Linked DNA regions of Homo sapiens: region 1 is linked to region 2. Evidence: read pairs that join two places in POLR2A ChIA-PET (ENCODE). Cell type or tissue: endothelial cell of umbilical vein. All regions are shown on one strand. Each heading gives the region's core, and the rest is flanking DNA. Links, peaks and the distances in the headings are about the cores only.

Region 1 (5,590 bases), core at 322-5,321, 300 kb before region 2:
TTGGAATGTAGATAACAAGCGGCCTGAGACCATAACCCCTAAAAAAGGAAAAACTCATGAAAGGCACCTCATGATCATTGTGACACTCTACCTGGGAGTTTCCTGACCATGGGGCTAGAATCCAAGCAGAGCACAGTGGTCCCACTGAGCTAAGGAGGCAGAGATCAGGGTCTGGAGCAGATGATGTGATGAAATGAGAAGACATAAGTAGGGGGAGCCCAAAAGTCTATGTGAGGTGTCCCAGTGAGCTCTTGACCAGAGAGTGCCCCTTCCAGAGTTGAGAACAGACCAGAGATAGAGGTTCAGGAGTGCTAGGGGATGCTGAAGTTCCAAGCCAGACACAGTGAACAGGCCTCATTAGTGTCTCATTAGCGACCCGTATATGAGCTATCAGAACGTCACTATGGGTGAGGACCATGCCTAAAGAATAGGCCTCCATAGACCTGCCCTCACCAACATAAGCCTTGGGTTTGGAGGTTGAGTTCTGCCACATTAGCGAGGCTCAGAAACACCTTAGTCTTTCCACATATCCACCCTAACAAAACATAAAAAACAAGCCTAAACGAATAACTTCAAGGTGATCAGCCAGTAACTGAATTGACTACTAGGACAAGAATCAACACTCTTCTAAAGAAGGTAACAGAATCCAGAGTCTCGTTAAGTTATCAACCACAATTTCCATATACTATTGAAAATTGCTAAACGTGCAAAGAAACAGGAAAATATGAACCACAGATAAGGGAAAAAGCAATCTATTGACACTGATGCCAAAATGGCCCAGATATTGTATTTAGTAGGGAGACTTTAAAGCAGCGATTTTAAATATGTTCAGAAAATTACAAGGAAAGTATGTTCAAAGAGTTAAAGAAAAACATCGCCATAATGAGTGGACGAATAGGGGATTTAAGGAAATAAATGAAAAATTATTTCTTAAAACATAAATGTTTTATTAAACTATTTATTATTATTAAAATTACGGGCTGGGTGCAGTGTTTCATGCCCATAATCCCAGCACTTTGGGAGGCCAAGGCAGGTGGATCACTTGAGGTCAGGAGTTGAAGACCAGCCTGGCCAACATGGTAAAACCCCATCTCTACCAAAAATACAAAAATTAGCCAGGCATCGTGGTATGCTCCTGTAATCCCAACTACTCGGGAGGCTGAGGCATGAGAATCCCTTGAACCTCAGAGGCAGAGGTTGCAGTGAGCCCAGATCACGCTACTGCACTCCAGCCTGGACAACAGAGCAAAACTGTCTCAAAAAATATATATATGTTAAACTTAATTTTTTTTTTTTTGAGACGGAGTCTCACTCTGTCACCCAGGCTGGAGTGCAGTGGCGCGGTCTCGGCTCACTGCAACCTCCGCCTCCCGGGTTCATGCCATTCTCCTGCCTCAGTCTCCCAAGCAGCTGGGACTATAGGCGTCCACCACCATGCCCAGCTAATTTGTTGTATTTTTAATAGAGACAGGGTTTCACTGTGTTAGCCAGGATGGTCTTGATCTCCTGACCTTGTGATCTGCCCACCTCAGCCTCCCAAAGTGCTGGGATTACAGGCGTGAGCCACCGCGCCTGGCCTTAATTTTTTTTTTGAGACGGAGTTTCGCTCTGTTGTCCAGGCTGGAGTGCAATGGCACGATCTTCGCTCACCGCAACCTCCGCCTCCTGAGTTCAAGTGATTCTCCTGCCTCAGTCTCCTGAGTAGCTGGAATTATGGGCACGTGCCATCACACCCGGCTAATTTTGTATTTTTGGTAGAGACAGGGTTTCTCCATGTTGGTCAGTCTGGTCTCGAACTCCCGACCTCAGGTGATCCACTCGCCTCGGCCTCCCAAAGTGCTGGGATTACAGGCGTGAGCCACTGCGCCCAGCCTAAACTTAATTTTTAAATTAGTGGAAATTCTAGAACTAAAAATTATAGTAAGTGGAAAATTCACTGGATGAACTTAATAGCAGATTATAGATGGCAGAAAAAAAAAATCAGTGAACCTGAAGAAAAATCAATAAAGAGTTAATATGAGGAAGGGGAAAAAAGATTGAAGAAAATGAATAAAATCGGAAGGATATGTGAGATAATACCAAACTGTCTCATACTCACATAATTGCAGTTCCAGGAAAAGATAGTGATAATGGGGGAAGAATACTCAAAGAACTAATGACTGAAAAATCTCCAAATCTGATGAAACATACCTGGCTTAAAGATCCAAGAAGCTCAGCAAACCCCAAGCAGAAAAAATACAAAATACACAAAAGCAGATCACAGTCAAAATGACAGAAAACAAGAATAAAGGGGAAATATGAAAAGCAGTCTGATAAAAGACATATTCCATACATGGGAACAACAATACAAATGACAACCACTTCTCAGAATAATGGAAGCCAGAAGACAATGCTGAGAAGTGCTAAAAAGAAAAAAACAAGTGCGGAAAGAAAAAACTCTCAATGCTGAAGTACTTGTCAAACAAAATTTTCCCTCATAAGACAGGGTGAAATCAAGACGTTTGCAGATAAATGGAAGTAGAGAGAAGCTCCTTGGAAAAAAGCTGCCCTGCAAGAAATGCCAGATGGTACCACTGCACTAAAGCCTGAGCAACAGACTGAGACCCTATTTCAAAAGAAGAGGTGGAAGTGGCTGCTCTAGGGCAGGGGGTTGGCAATATCCTAAGACCTTCTGCTACCAATCCTTGTAGAACCAAATGACTCCTCAAACCACACACAAGTTAAGTTTGCTTAAAATAAAAACTAAATGAAAAACCAACAAAATAACTACTGATTAAGGTATGTAGGCCAACCAGCTGGTGAACTGTGGGCAGTAATGGAGAAGATATTTTGGGAAAGTAGACCCTTCCCATGGCTGGTAGTATTCCCATCCTATTCCCCCAAATTAGAGGAAGGGAAGGATACAGGGTAGCGGTGGTACGCTGGGGCCAACAAGCCTGAGCTCATGACCTGATGCTCTGTCACCAGCTTTGTGTCTCTAGGCTAAAACTTCATTCTGTTTTTCTTTTTTTTTGAGACGAGTCTCGCTCTGTCGCCCAGGCTGGAGTGCAGTAGCGTGATCTCTGCTCACCGCAACCTCTGTCTCCCAGGTTGAAGCGATTCTCCTGCCTCAGCCTCCCGAGTAGCTGGGATTACAGGCGTGTGCCACCACACCCAGCTAATTTTGTATTTTTAGTAGAAACAGGGTTTCGCCATGTTGGCCTGGCTGGTCTCGAACTTCTGACCTCAGGTGATCCACCCGCCATGGCCTCCCAAAGTGCTGGGATTGCAGGTGTGAGCCACTGCGCCCGGCCATTCTGTTTTTCATCCGTACAAAAAGGTGCTGTCAGAGTCAAATGACCAAACCCATGTGCCCAAGTGCTAGCATGGAGAAGGTGCTGATAAATGCATCCGTTTAACAATATTTACTGAGCTATTATAATTTTGTGGCAAATGTTTTTAATATACACAAAGGAACTTAAATGCAAAAGAGAATACATATAGTACCAAAAGAAAAACATACTAGGCTGTGTACATGAGTCGTTCATTTTTCATTCAACATGCGCTGAGCTCCTGCCTTGTCCCAGCCTCTGCTCTGGTAACTGGGGATATAGCAGGGAACGGAGCAAAACCAGCTCCATCCTAGTAAGAGGAGACAGAATGTGCCACAGATCCTTTTAGAAGGTGATCATGAGCACGCTACAGAATGTGAAAGCCAGGCAGACAGCACAGGGGGTGGATGCCAGCCTATTTGATGATCTGAGCAAGTGTCTGAGCTGAGGCCTGAGTGATGAAGAGCCAACCACATGGACGGTGTTCAGGCAGGGGAACAGGACAAAGGCTCAGAGGCAGGAGAATGCTTACCGTGTTAGAGACATGGAAAGGGCAGTGTGGCCAGATGGCCGTGAAGAAGGAAACTGGGAGGAGACACGTTCAGAGACATGGGCCAGAGCCAGAGCATATAGGATCTTGCAGGCCAAAGTTAAGAGTGTGGATTTCATTTTTCTTGCAACGTAAAGCCACTGGAGATTGTCTCAGGCAGGGAAATATGAGCCAGTCTCCTCTTTTCTCCCACTCACATATCTTATCAGCGCACCCTGCACTCCAGCCACTGCTGCAGCAACCAGCTTTGCACACACACAAAGGCCTGCCCACACCGTGCCCCTCACTCCCTGCCTGGGAGCATCTCTGAGTCTGGCCAGGGAGGCCTGCCGGAAAGCACTGTGTGCTCATGCCTCCATGACCCAGAAGAGAGAGGCCTCCGCACCCTAGGGATCACCTGTGACCAACGGGGAACAGGGATAAAGCTCTTCTCTCCCACCTCTCAGAGGGACCACTGTGAGACACATTCCTCATGCACCTTGTAAAGTCCTCAGGGTCAAGACCACTGCCCATGGCAGCTAAATGAAAGATGCAGCTCTATCTAAGCCTTGCCTCCTTCTCCAGGTCAGTCTCCAAAACAAAAGCTAAGCATGTGAGCCCTTCTCTCTGGCTCTGTTTTCCACGGGAAGCCTGGGCTAAGACAAGATGTGCTCTGGTTTGTTTTTAAAATATCACAGCCAGGCATGGTGGCTCACACCTGTAATCCCAGCACTTTGGAAGGCCGAGGCGGGCAGATCACGAGGTCAGGAGATCGAGACCGTCCTGGCTAACATGGTGAAACCCCGTCTCTACTAAAAATACAAAAAATTAGCTGGGCGTGGTGGCGGTCGCCTGTAGTCCCAGCTACTCAGGAGGCTGAGGCAGGAGAATGGTGTGAACCCAGGAGGCAGAGCTTGCAGTGAGCCGAGATAGTGCCACTGCACTCCAGGCCTGGGTGACAGAGCGAGACTCCATCTCAAAAAAAAAAAAATCACTCAGGTCACTGGGTGGAGCAGTCTTGTCATGGGATCACAGAGAGGAATTAGTGTAACAGGCAGCTTGATCACTTCACCCATGCCTACTATATTCCAAAAGAGGAGGCGGAAGCCAAGCCAGGAGAGCCCCTTCCCCAGACCAGACCCCTCCCCACCCCAACCAAGCCAGCTGGCATTAGGCAGCACCCAAGGGAGGCTGGATGAGAGCTGAATGCCTCTGATCTGTCACTTTAACTACGTTACTTTTGAAACAGGCAGGTGACAAGACACAGCAACCAGAAACCATCTTACCATCTATTGGAGAGGCCAGGCCTAGGCTCAGTGTCTCAGAAGGCAAGTAGACCCACCCTGTGGACTCCTGGGGGTCCCGGCCATCTCACTCGTCCTTGCCACTGCCTGCAGGCAGAGACCAGGAGCCGACATTATAGAGAAAAGAGGGAGGCTCTGAGGGGCGCTGGGACTCGGCCAAGGCATCCCAACGCAGAGTCCTGGACTCCAGGCTGGCTGTCTCTCTGCCTTGGGAGAGGCTGGGACCAGCAGGGACACTTGGGCTCCAAGTCCCCACTGCATCTGCCCTAGCTGTGCCCTCCTCCTACCCACTTATCCCCACCTCCCTACCGCCACTCCAGCCTCTTACCAGGGTCTACACAAACGGCCTCAGGCCTGTCTCCACACCTCCAATTCACCCAGTCCATTTTCTGCACACAGAACAATGCAGCTTCTGAAACAGTGCTAGGATCTTGTAACTCCTCTGC
Region 2 (5,590 bases), core at 423-5,422:
GTCTGAGGCCTATGTTTGATCTTCCCCAAATTCCCTCATAAATAAAGCAACATTCTGGAAACAACAGCCAAAAGATATTATATTGAAAACCGGTGATTACTGCTGTGTTCACTGTGTCAAGCAAAGTCCATTTTTCTGGTCTTGGGACTCCACAGCTATGAGGACAAAAGTCTCTCCCCTCTCCAACAAAGGAAACACACTGAACTCCCCAAGAAGCATTCTCTTTTTCCTTTTGGGATGGAGTTTCACTGTCGCCCTAGGCTGGAGTGCAGTGGCGCGATCGTAGCTCACTGCAACCTCTCCTGCTGGTTCTCCCACCTCAGCCTCCTGAGTAGCTGAGATTACAGGCGTGTACCACCACGCCCAGCTAATTTTGTCTTTTTAGTAGAGATGGGGTTTCGTCAAGTTGGCCAGGCTGGTCTCGAACTCCTGACCTCAGGTGATCTGCCCACCTCGGCCTCCCAAAGTGCTGGGATTACAGGCATGAGCCACCACACCTGGCCCCAAACAAGCATTCTCTAAACTCCTGTAAGGAATGACTTCACATTCCCTCAGAGAATGTCAGCTTCCCAAAATGCATCCCAAGAGTTTCCAGAGTTCCTGCCAGAAGTGCCCGCACAGATGCAAACTTCAGACCCCTGAAACCAGAGATGGACCCAACTCACTTGTTGCATATCAGCAGCACTCTCAGCTCCTTGACATTGTGGACCAGGAACTTCCGGAAGCCACTGGGCAGCACGTGCTTTCTGGTTTTTTTTTTTTTTTTTTTTTTTTGCTCCTATAACCAATGCTGGGCATCATATCAAGACCTGGCCCTTGAACCTTCTATGAACCCTGTTGTCAATGCCTCTGGGTTTCCACCAGTTACGCTGAAGGAAATAATACACAGGTGGGTTAGCATCTGTGCAGACTGCCAACTGTTCCATAGGGGAGGGAAAAAAGGACCAAATGAAAAGGAAGTATGCCACACAGTAGTTGCCTTTGGTAATAGGACTTCACTATTTCCTTACATGCTTTTTTGGTGGGAAAAACCAGGAGCTCGTGGCTTTTGCCACTAGGAAGGCAGGCACCCCCGCCATTCTCACTCCCAAGAAATGGAGACACCAATGGGATGCGAGGGGACTGTGTAGATATTGAGATGGCGAGCACAGGTGCAGACACTGCTCTCAGCACCTCTGAGTTTTCTTGTCTATAAAATAGGGATCCTGCTGTCATAAGGCAACCCAAAATACATGATACAAATGCAAAGCCCTCCAAACATATCAAAATGGCCAAGTGTCCCTTTTCATTAAAGTTTCACTTCACACATCAAGAGACGTAAGTACCAGCACTAGGGCACACTGGGGGAGACCTGTATTTCCACAGAAAGCTCTTCCACAAACCAGTTCATCGGTCAAAGGTAATCCTGACTAGGTGATGTCAGAACTGGCAGCCTGTTGGAAACTCCTTTCTTCACCCCACACCCATTTCCATCCCAGGACCACACACCTTGATTTTGACATATCGGTCTGACTGGTGCCGGATGAATTTCTTGGTTCTCTTTTTGACGATCTTGGGCTTCACAAGGGATCTGAGGGCAGCCATGATGCCTTTTGGGGAAGAAGTAGCCCCAGGTGAGGAAGAATCCTGGAAGGAGGCTTTCCCGCCCAGGGACTGAACACTGTCGCAGAGTGTCTTCCAATCACCAGCTACGGAGCAAGCTGGGAATGGAATGGGTGCCTCTGCCAGGCTTGCTTTCCCTCCCTTTCCGAAGCTGGCAGAATACTAGGCAGTCTCCAGATGCGATCCCAGGAGGTCAAGGGTCACCTCACCCACTCAGAGCCCAAAGAATGCCAACAGCTGAGCAAATCAAAACTGACCCCAAGACACTCTCAATTTGCAAGGGGCAGCAAATCCCACCCTGCCAGTGTCTGAACCCCCAGATGGTCCTTCCGGTAGTACTGGCCTTGACCATCTACTTGAACTGGAGTCTCAGTTTCCTCACCTGTAAAATGGAGACGACATTGTGTGCTGAATGCCTGCAGTACCTGTCACAGGGTAAATGTTCAATAAAGAAAACCTTCTAATTCCCTAGGTAGCAGCTGCGCTACCACACCCCCAACACACACAAAACCATCATATCCCTCTAAGGATGCCTCAAACCTGGAGATCTTCCATTATCAACTCACAACTTCCTCAGTGTGGTCTTCTGAGCCATTCATTTATTTCCTACAGCAGCACCCCTTCTGTTCTCTTTGCAGCCATCAGTTGGCACAGAGTGGGTACTCAATGAACCACGTATTCAAAACAACTTTGCCTTCTGGCCCATGATATCCTTGAAGGCAAGGGGGAAGTTTCATCTTTATATTCCCAGAGCTCCTGACGATCAAAATCTCTGTTAACAACTGAGTGAGCTGACCTGCACCCCATCTTTTTTTTTTTTTTTTTTTTTTTTTTTTTGCAGTCCCACCACAGCAGCCCTAGGGTCACAGGCTAGAAGGAAAGGAACGTGGGGTCATGGCAATGAATGAATGCACGTGGGCCAACATCAGTAAGCACGGTATAAACCGAAAAATAAATTCTAAGCCCCCCACCCAACTGAATGGACTCCTGCTCTTGGCCAAGGGCATTCCAAAGTTAACCTGAAAAACTAGTTCAAGCCATAATGGGAATGTGGGGTCGAACTTGCCTCATTATGCCCTTCTCCCTATGGAATTCAGGCACAGCTGACCAGCGTTAGCATTAAAAGAGATCCCAAGACTGACAAAACAGACTTTGTAGCAATAAGACACCAAATTTCAACCTGACTCTAGTATAGCATCACATGACAGATTGCAGGCCCTGAAAGAAACAGAAGTACTTTACCCAAAAATATATTTCTTTGACATATTCTGACATGGCCCTGTAAAGCTGTCTCTTGTGGGGACAATCTACGTCCTGTAGTGAATCCCCCTCCCTTTCCAGGTCTTCTCCCTGAGCCAGGAGAGGCTCCACTAAGACTTTGGCACCTTTTCAGGCCTGGTAAGAAACATTTACGATCTACTCTCTTTGAAGCCCGCTACCTGGAGGCTTCCTCTGCATAAATAAGAACCTTGGTCTCCACAACCTCTTATCTGAACCCAGGCATTCCTTTTTGTTGATTCCAAGTCTTTAGACAAACTCAACCAATTGTCAAATCTACCAACAGCCCGGACCAGGCCCCCCAACACACCTCCCTAAAATGTACAAAACCAAGCTGCACCCCAACCACCTTGGGCACATGTTCTCAGGACTTCCTGAGGGCTTTGTCACGGGCCGTGGTCACTCATACTGGACTCAGAATAAGTCTTTTCAAATACTTTACACAGTTTGACTCTTTTCGTCAATAGACGCAAAGCCCAACCACCACCCCGGCTGCCTGCTTCACTCTGTTCGTGTACGCGCTCCAGCAAGCCGACAATACCCACAGACACAGAGTGGTAGGGAAGGCCTCCTTACCAGGGGACCATAGGGCCAGATGAAGCCTGCAGGAACGCAGATGGCCACGGATTAAGACTCACTCAGGCCGGGCGCGGTGGCTCACGCCTGTAATCCCAGAACTTTGGAAGGCCGAGGCGGACGGATCACTTGAGGTCAGGCGTTCCAGACCAGCCTGGCCAACATAGTGAAACCCACTCTCTACTAAAAATTCAAAAATTAGCCAGGCGTGGTGGTGGGCGCCGGTAGTCCCAGCTACTTGGCAGGCTGAGGCAGGAGAATCGCTTGAACCCCGGAAGCGGAGGCTGCAGTAAGCTGAGATCGCACCACTGCACTCCAGCCTGGGAAGCAAAGTGAGACTCTGTCTCAAAAACAAACAAACAAACAAACTCACCGAGCAGGAAAAAGAAGCACCAAGGAAGAGAGAAGGGATGAGAGAGCGCCGGGGCTGATGGGAGGTAACCTCTGGGTCCTGACAGGGAAAAGGCAAGCACTTCCGGCTCCGGGTCCTTAAAAAAAAGACATGTCAAAGAAAGAGTGCTGCAGAAATGCCGAATTTAACTGTTTTAATAGAGAGTAATATCTAAGAATGTAAAGGAAAATTTATCTTACCTGCCCTTGGCACTAGTTAGAAAGTTGGAATTCTTTCTGAGTTGAGACCTGGTGTAGGGAGGAATCTACTTCCGCCAGAAGTTGAAGCCAATCTAGCGTTTGGGCTATTTCCGCCCTTGTTTCCTCTACTCCGAAGTGCGCTTCCTAGCGGTCAGGAGAGATCAAGACCGACTTCCCAAAATTCCCTCACTGAATTTACATAGTAAATAGTGATGAGACCGGAACCGCTAACGTACGATGGGCCTACCACAATTCTATAATGTAACCTATTATTGTCTCTATTTTGCATATGTGGAAGGAGAATTTTGGAGATTTTACTCCAAGCTCCACGCTTCTAACCATTAGTCTAAACTACCTTGCTTTGTTTTGTTGGTTGTTTTGTAGAGTTATGGTTTTACTATTTTGGCCAGGCTGGTCTTAAGCGATCTCTCGCCTCAGCCTCCTGAGTAGCGGGGATTACAAATATGAGCCATTGTTCCCAGCTACTGTCTAATTTTTAAGCTTGTTCTTGATTTGCTTAGCTTTTTTTTTTTTTTTTTTTTTTTTTTTTTTGAGAGGGAGTCTCACTCTGTTGCACAGGCTGGAGTGCAGTGGAGTGGCAAGATCTCGGCTCACTGCAACTTCTGCCTCCCAGGTTCAAGGGACAAGGGATTCTCCTGCCTCAGGCTCCGTAGTAGCTGGGATTACAGGTGTGCGCCACCACACTCGACTAATTTTTTTTAATTTTCAGTAGAGACAAGGGTCTCACTATGTTGGTCAACCTGGTCTCAAACTCCTGACCTCAGGTGATCTGCCCACCTTGGCCTCCCAAAATGCTGGGATTACAGGCGTGAGCCACCGCGCCCAGCCCTTAGCTTTTGTTTTTAAGATTATTTTGAAAATCAAATTTCAGGAGGAAAAAAACCTCCTAGATTCCACTCCTGGAACACAGTACAGATGTCACTGGCGATCTTGACAGGGATAGTTCCAGGGACCAGATGGGGTCAGAAGCTAAACTGGATTGTATTGATGACTGAATGAGAGAGAGGTGAGAAGGGTGTGTTAACAACTCCATGGTGAGATTTTTGGGTGTGAGGAGAATGGGGAGTTTGAGGAGACCCAGAGAAGTGGAATGTCTGAGGTCACACAGCTGGCAAGCCGTAGTGCTGGGGCTAGAACCCTGCTGCATCTGTGGCTATTCCACACCTCATGAATCTTGCTTATCCTGCAGGCTGTATGTAGTGAGATGGGATGCGGAGCAGGGAAGCACATTACTAATGGCAGCCTGAATGATGCCTGTCATGAAAGAAAAGGTCTTGATTGGGTCAAGTGGGTTCATCAACTGGGAGGGTTCATGAACCACAGAGCCTGCCTTCAGTTTCCAAAGACCCAAGAGATTTGGAAGCAGTAACCTGATGGCTCAGTCTTTGTGGGGTACGGGACATGCTGCCACCTCACTTCACAGAGGAGAGTACGGGGTACCCACACTGCTTCCCTGTGGGCACTGGGGTCCCAGGACAAGAGGCTGGAGGTGGCCTGCAGTCATCCCTGGAATAGCCCAGGG

The links. ChIA-PET counts read pairs that join two places held together with the same protein. Peaks named below come from ENCODE experiments on the same cell type or tissue, not always from the same donor. Only the 100,000 strongest peaks of a DNase experiment are listed, where the experiment ranks them.
Region 1: POLR2A ChIA-PET joins it to region 2 with 11 read pairs; 3 of 35 experiments call an interaction of 5 or more read pairs at or near these places.

Annotation. Positions count from the first base shown.
Region 1 is chr3:129,097,813-129,103,402 of GRCh38, forward strand. All of the region lies in intron 1 of RAB43 (RAB43, member RAS oncogene family), which reads right to left. The region is part of intron 11 of ISY1-RAB43 (ISY1-RAB43 readthrough); the gene reads right to left. Among named protein-coding and RNA genes, the nearest start is that of RAB43, 21 kb to the right of the region's middle. In endothelial cell of umbilical vein, for the core only: no CTCF peak of the experiment used is centred there; no DNase peak of the experiment used is centred there.
Region 2 is chr3:129,395,552-129,401,141 of GRCh38, forward strand. It overlaps SNORA7B (small nucleolar RNA, H/ACA box 7B), which reads right to left and starts at 1,797; the gene lies at 1,659-1,797. It also overlaps the pseudogene RPL32P3. In endothelial cell of umbilical vein, for the core only: a CTCF peak has its summit at 4,188; DNase peaks (open chromatin) are centred at 3,390 and 4,070; H3K4me3 peaks cover 1,316 bases; H3K27ac peaks cover 1,343 bases.